2 separate regions of the Homo sapiens genome follow, and region 2 is linked to region 1. A link is a contact called in ENCODE POLR2A ChIA-PET data. All regions are on one chromosome and are shown on one strand. The core of a region is the stretch at or near the end of the contact, and the rest is flanking DNA. Distances in the headings are between cores, read along the strand shown. Region 1 holds the start of SLC38A11 (solute carrier family 38 member 11). Region 2 has its middle 24 kb from the start of COBLL1.

Region 1 (3,213 bases), core at 437-2,936:
TTGTTTTCTTCTTGTCTTTTCTGAGATAGAGTGTTTTCAGATACCAAAAAGAATAATAACCACTGAAAATATAGCTGCTTTTATTACTATAATGCAATGCACTTTTAACTTTTTTCAGTAAATTTCCCTTGCTTCTAATACAATGGAAAAATCTGAGCTATTTATTTATTTTAATTCTGATTGTATGGCTCCTTTATTAGGAAAATAATACGCATTTTCAATGAACAAATTTGCATTGTTGACTAAATAATATTTAAAATTAATATATTGTAATAATTTTGTACTTTAAAATTTAACACTGTATAGATAGGTAAAGAATGTATGAATTTAATTTTTCATAAGATTGGTATGTTTTCATATTAAACTTTTCACCTCCAACATTTACAAATATCTGGAAGTTTTATACTTCTAGAAAGTTAAAGAAAGATGATTCAAATAATGATGGACCCTTCAGTAAGTGGAAAAAGTACATTCGGTAACACTAGCAATCAACCACGCAGCCTACAGAAAAATGATTCACCACCACCCATATGCAGTTTCACCTTAATCTACCACATGTGGAAGATGCTCTCAACTGTGGAAACAGTGTGAATTACAGCCCCATCTTCAGCATAAAAGACATGCATACATACTGTTACACTAGAAAAAAAGGAAGCCTTTTATGGAAGAAAATTACCAATTTTCTTATTTAAGTCTTTTTTTCTTTAAAAATAATTAATGAACACTAGCAGCGTAGCGAGTCTTAAATTTTGCCCTTTCACTTAAAATTTAAACCAAAGCAAATACACTTACCTATTATACCAGATCCTATAATCGAGTTGACAACATTAAAAAGAGCAGCAGACTGACAGGTTTTCTCTTTATACTCATGTTCAGAAACAAGGGTTTCTCTGTCATCTAAATCTCTCTAATAGATAAAATAGCAATTATAAGCAAATACTAGTTCAGAAAATTAGAAAAGTAACAAATATGTAATGCAGGATACTAACACGATTTTCTAGTAATAATAAGTAATGTCACTAATGAAAATAAAATAAATGCCGGGATAACAGTAATAAAGAATAACAATAACAGCTAGTAATTCAACAGAGCTTGGTAAGCAAACTCCATCCTAAAATTTCCAGATTACAGCTGCCCCAGCTGCTAAGTACAGGATCTGTTAGGAATTCAGTGATGTGATTTTGTGAAATTAAAGTGCCTGCTAAGAAAAAAAAAAAAAAAAGTCAGATTAAGGCAAAACTTTTTGTCCCAGAGAACTTTTCGCGGTGCTAAACCAAGAGCCCAGGTGAAGGTAGGTGACCTGACCTGTTGCAAGGTGAATGAAATTTCCGGACAACTGGCTTCAGAACCTGCCTAGTCGCTAGTTTTACCTGCGGCGGGATGACAGGCTCCTGCCTCTGGTAGCCCATGGCTGAGCGGTGGTCCTCAGCAGGTGGAAGATGCTGGGGCTGGGTACGGATTCGCACCCGGCCAGCCTCCTCCGCCACCTCGCACACAGCCGAGGTCCGCGTGTAGCCGCAGAGCTGCAGGGAGCCAGTTCCACGGGCGCCCCCTGCTCCCTCGGCAGGCCGCGAGGGCTGCAGCCCCAAGATCTCTAGGCTGTGGCAGCCTGGGGCGCTTTTCCACCGGAGTTCGCCCAGACAAATGTATTTTTCCTCCGGAGACGGAGATGCTGCAGGATGTTTCTGATCCGGGCAGCCCTGTCTCCCCGCCTCCCCCCTTCACACCCCCGCCTCCCTGAGAGAACAGGGAGAGCTACTCTTCCCTGGAGCTGCAGAGGACAACTTGTTCCACCCACGCTGCCCTGCCCCGATCTCACAGAGTTATGACCGCCTCGTTGCAGTCCGTTCCTAAGTTAGCTTCTCCTTTGCTGGGGTCTGAAGCCCAGGTAAGAACGCAGAAGCACCCTTGGGCCCATGGGCCATCTTCCCTATTAGCACCTCCTCCTCGCTACCCCTCTTCAATGGCAGAGACGACGAGTGAAAATTTGGGACTTTTATTGTAAATGGAAATGGAAAGACTCATAAGAAAATGAATAGCAAAACAAAAAACTTTCCTAGGGTTTTAGCAAACTTGACTACTGAGCATGCTTTGGTCAAACGCTTCCTGGTAACTTTTAGAAAAAGGAGCGATAGAGAAAATGAAGGTGGATTGTTACTGCATTCAGGTAATGAACCTTGAAAAGGGAAAGAGGAGTACAAGGGTTTGGGAAAGGGGTGGCACCTACAGTGCCTGAGCTAGAAAGAATCTTCAATGACCACCTATTCAGTCCTCTTACATTACAGATGAAGCAACAAGCCCAGAGAGTATTCAATATCAGAGACAGAATGCATGAGACAACAGTTTCAGGGGCAATAAGAGCGGTGATATGCCATCATACTTAACAAATTCTGCCTTCCCTTGATATCCATAGGGGATTGGTTCTGGAACCCCTGCAGATACTGAAATCCAGGAATGCTCAGGTCCTTGATAGTAAACAGCATGGTATTTACATGTAACCTAGGCACATCCTCCAGCATACTTTAAATCATCTCTAGATTATTTATAATACCTAATACAATGTAAATGCTATTTACTTGTTGTTATACTGTATTGTTTAGGAAATAAGAAAAAAGTCCATATGTGTTCAGTATAGACACATCCATCCTAGCCCTAACTACATTTTTGATCTGGGATTGGTTTAATGCATGGATGCAGAAGTGGGGATATAGAGGCCAACTGTACCTAATTAAAGAGGTTCTGTTTCATACATGTTTACTTATAATTAAGAAAAAAAATTAAAAACCGTGGGAAAACAAAAGACTTATAAACTTTATATACACTCTGCCATCAAATGTTAACATGCTGTCATATTTTCTTCAAATTGTAAAAGTAAACACAATGTCACAATAGGAACCCCCTTGACCTTCTCCATTCCTTTCCCCAGGCCTTCAGCCCTGGAGTCATCGGTTCATCAAGTTAGTGTTATCTTTGCTATTCATACTTTGTATTTTAATCCGTTCATTTATAGCCATAAACAATATATAACATTGGCTTTTGTATTTTCAACATTTACAAAGATGGTGCCATATTGTACATGTTATTTTTCCACTGGCATTTTTGTTTTCAGCATGTATGATGTAGATATATGCAGATTTTTTTTTCATTTTATCTAACAGTTAAGTCAGCCTTCCCCTACTGAAAGATATTAAGGTTGTTTCTCGTTTTACACTC
Region 2 (3,358 bases), core at 817-3,316, 89 kb before region 1:
ACTGTAATTTGTTGATTACATTGCTCTTGGTCTTAGAAATTTCTGTAATGTTAAATGAGATGGAAAGATTATATTTCTCTAATTCAACTGGTTAATTATTACTCTGTTTGAACATAAAAGCCACCAGATCTATTTCTTGATTATTTATTTCCTTACTTGTCTTGACCTTGCAAGAGTATTTTCCAGTTATTGAATTCATTGCTAGCACTAATATTTGAATTCACTTCTAGTCATTTTTACATTAAAGAAACCACAGAGAATATGTTTTTTGAGTATGATGTACTACAATTTAGGAGCAACTGTAATTGGGCAAGTGAGAACTGGTCACTAGAAGAAAGGGAGCAAATATCAATGATCAAGTATAAAATGCAGTGACTAGGAGCAACAGGCAGAGAATAGTATTAGCAGTGAGACGAAAATTTTTATAAATTATTTTAATGGGGCAAATTAACCATTTTTAGTAAATTGCACGTGGTAAAAACAACAAAATATGTATTTTTCTTACTTTACCTTTGGATTTCTCATAGAATGTCTTTAATTTTGATGTATACATTGCAACCAGTTACAGTATTTTAAATGACTGGAATACCTAGACCAAATTTTGCTAAATGGTATTTTAAAAATTCTTGCCTGTTTGTTGTGTAGAGAATTTTTGTAAGATGGATAGAGTAGTTGTTTTTGATTAGTTAATAGGTCTTCATGACCATCTTTCCCAGTGAGTCTTATACTCCAACTTTTAATCTAAGTAATTGCTATGGCATTAGCTTAATTGCTCAGCCGGGAAACTCTATCAGTGACTGTCAAACAAAAACAACAACAGGATATAACTCCTTATTTTTATTTCAAAAATAGTAATTAGATTCACCAACAGCTGTACTAAATTCCTTTATTACATGACCAATGCAAAAACTGAGATCCTGTTATAGATTATATGGAACTAGTCTTTCCCAGACGAACATGCAGTTAAAGAAAAAAATTAACATTAAATTAAAGGAAGAAGTATTACATTTGCATTCAGAAGTATTACATTTATTAAGAGATGTCCTGATTCATTCTTTTTACCTAAAGTCACATGGAAATGCTTCAGGGTATCAGTTCCCACCTTGAGTATTGGTTGACTGAATGATTAATATGGAGAAAAGTCTGTCCTAAATTTATCTGGAACCATGGAAGAAGAAAGTAGGCTATGTGTATATTTTTTCCTACATTTATGTTTTCGTATTTAATATACACCTGAGTATGTTGACAGCCAACATTTCAGTCACTATAAAAGCTTATTTTTCCTGTCTATATATCTTTTCTCAGACTAGTAGACTCTAGTAGAAATTGTTCTGTTTCTGTATTAATCAATGTGAGTAGCACATGAGGACTCGATTAGTTAGCTTGATCTGGAATGGATCATAGTACTTTAATCTATAATTGTTTATGCTAGATTTAGTGGCAATGTATATGCTATAGTTGTAGGGTAGAAAATTCACTCATTATACAGATGTGTAAAGAATGTGTGGATTTTTATTTATCTATAACTAATCCAATTTTTTTGATAATTCAGTCAGTGGGGGACTGAAAGTGGCACCACTCACCATCAACCCTAGTGATCCACTAGCAAAATTTTTGCTTCCTGTTCCCGTGACATTATGTTCTGCTGGTCTAGAGGTCTTAGTTCCAGGGGGAGGAATGCTGCCACCAGGAGACACAATTACGATTCCATTAAATTGGAAGTTAAGACTGCCACCTGGACACTTTTGGCTCCTTCTACCTTGAAGTCAATAGGCTAAGCAGGGGATTACAATGTTGGCAGGGGTGATTGACCCAGACTATCAAGATGAAATCAGTCTACTACTCTACAATGGAGGTAAGGAAGAGTCTGCATGGAATACAGGAGATCCATTAGGGTGTCTCTTAGTATTACCATGCCCTGTGATTAAGGTCAATGGGAAACTACAACAGCCCAATCCAGTCAGGACTACAGATGACCCAGACCCTTCAAGAAAGAAACATGACCTGCTAAGGTGCTTGCTTAAGGCAAAGGGAATACAGAATGGGTAGTGGAAGAAGGTAGTCATCAAAACCAGCTACAACCTCATGACCAGCTGCAGAAACGGGAACTGTAACTGTCATGAGTATTTCCTCCTTCTTTTGTTAAAAACATGTTTGCATGTATACACTTGTACTAAGAAAATATCTTCATTTTACTTCCTTTCTCCTTTGTCATGGGACATAAGATTTATTGACTTCACATCAGCATTTGAGTATTGTTAACTTTATGTAATAGTATTTGTGTTGGGGATTGGTGCGTTTCCAGTTGTACAAAGATAGTTGTATTATGTTAGGCATAATTATGACCTTATTATTGTCTTTATTTGAAGATTATGTATGATCTCAGGAGGTGTGTATGGGTTGACAAGTGGTGGACTTGTGATGGTTAATACTGAGTGTCAACTTGATTGGATTGAAGGATGCAAAGTATTGATCCTGGGTGTGTCTGTGAGGGTGTTGCCAAAGGAGATTAACATTTGAGTCAGTGGGCTGGGGAAGACAGAGTCACCCTTAATCTGGGTGGCCACAATCTAATCAGCTGCCAGTGTAGCTAGAATATAAGCAGGCAGAAAAATGTGAAAAGGAGAGACTGGCCTAGCCTCCCAGCCTAAATCTTTCTCCTGTGCTGGATGCTTCCTGCCTTCAAACAATGGACTCCAAATTCTGCAGTTTTGGAGCTCAGACTGGCTCTCCTTGCTACTCAGCCTGCATATGGCCTATTAAGGGATCTTGTGATCATGTGAGTTAATACTTAATAAACTCTCCTTTATATGTATGTAAAGGAGATATATATATATATATATATATATATACACACACACATACATACACACACACACACACACCACATCCCTTCACTGCCTCCCCATTGTTATAATATATATTATATATATGTATTCCATGAGTTCTGTTCCTCTAGAGAACCCTGACTTAATACAGGGGGTAATTGGGGTAAGGGTTAAAATTTCAATTTGCCAATTCAAGGTATATCAATTTCTTAAGTTTAGACAGTTTTTCTAGTTAAGACAACCTGATTGGGTAAACATTTAGTCAATTCCAAATTCAACTCGTTATTAGGACTTTGTCCTGTGCCTGCCTCCCTTATAAGAGGGCAACTCGATGGGAAGCATAAGATTCTCATTGGAGGAGAGAGTGCCTCATGATGGTCTTCATGCAGATCCAGCTCATGGATTTGCAACTGTTGATGTCTATTAACTTGTGCTCACTCTAGTTCGGTTCTTGAGTGTTTTGCTGGTGTGTATGAATGAAATCTATGGCTAGGAAATTGCGGTATGTTCATCTTAAGTCAGAACCTAAT

The links. ChIA-PET counts read pairs that join two places held with the same protein, here RNA polymerase II (POLR2A).
Region 2: POLR2A ChIA-PET joins it to region 1 with 10 read pairs in BJ. The contact joins the enhancer-like site here to the promoter of SLC38A11 in region 1. POLR2A ChIA-PET finds 5 or more read pairs at or near these places in 2 of 52 experiments (BJ and activated B cell).

What each region holds. Positions count from the first base shown.
Region 1 is chr2:164,953,839-164,957,051 of GRCh38, forward strand. It overlaps SLC38A11 (solute carrier family 38 member 11), which reads right to left and starts at 1,687. Exons shown (of 12, transcript NM_001351537.2): 1 at 1,371-1,687; 2 at 793-907. The coding sequence starts at 1,409.
Region 2 is chr2:164,864,510-164,867,867 of GRCh38, forward strand. No RefSeq gene overlaps it. Among named protein-coding and RNA genes, the nearest start is that of COBLL1, 24 kb to the left of the region's middle. Within about 2 kb of position 2,067, at least 2 of the 41 ENCODE cell types and tissues checked have a DNase peak (open chromatin) inside an H3K27ac peak, as active enhancers do.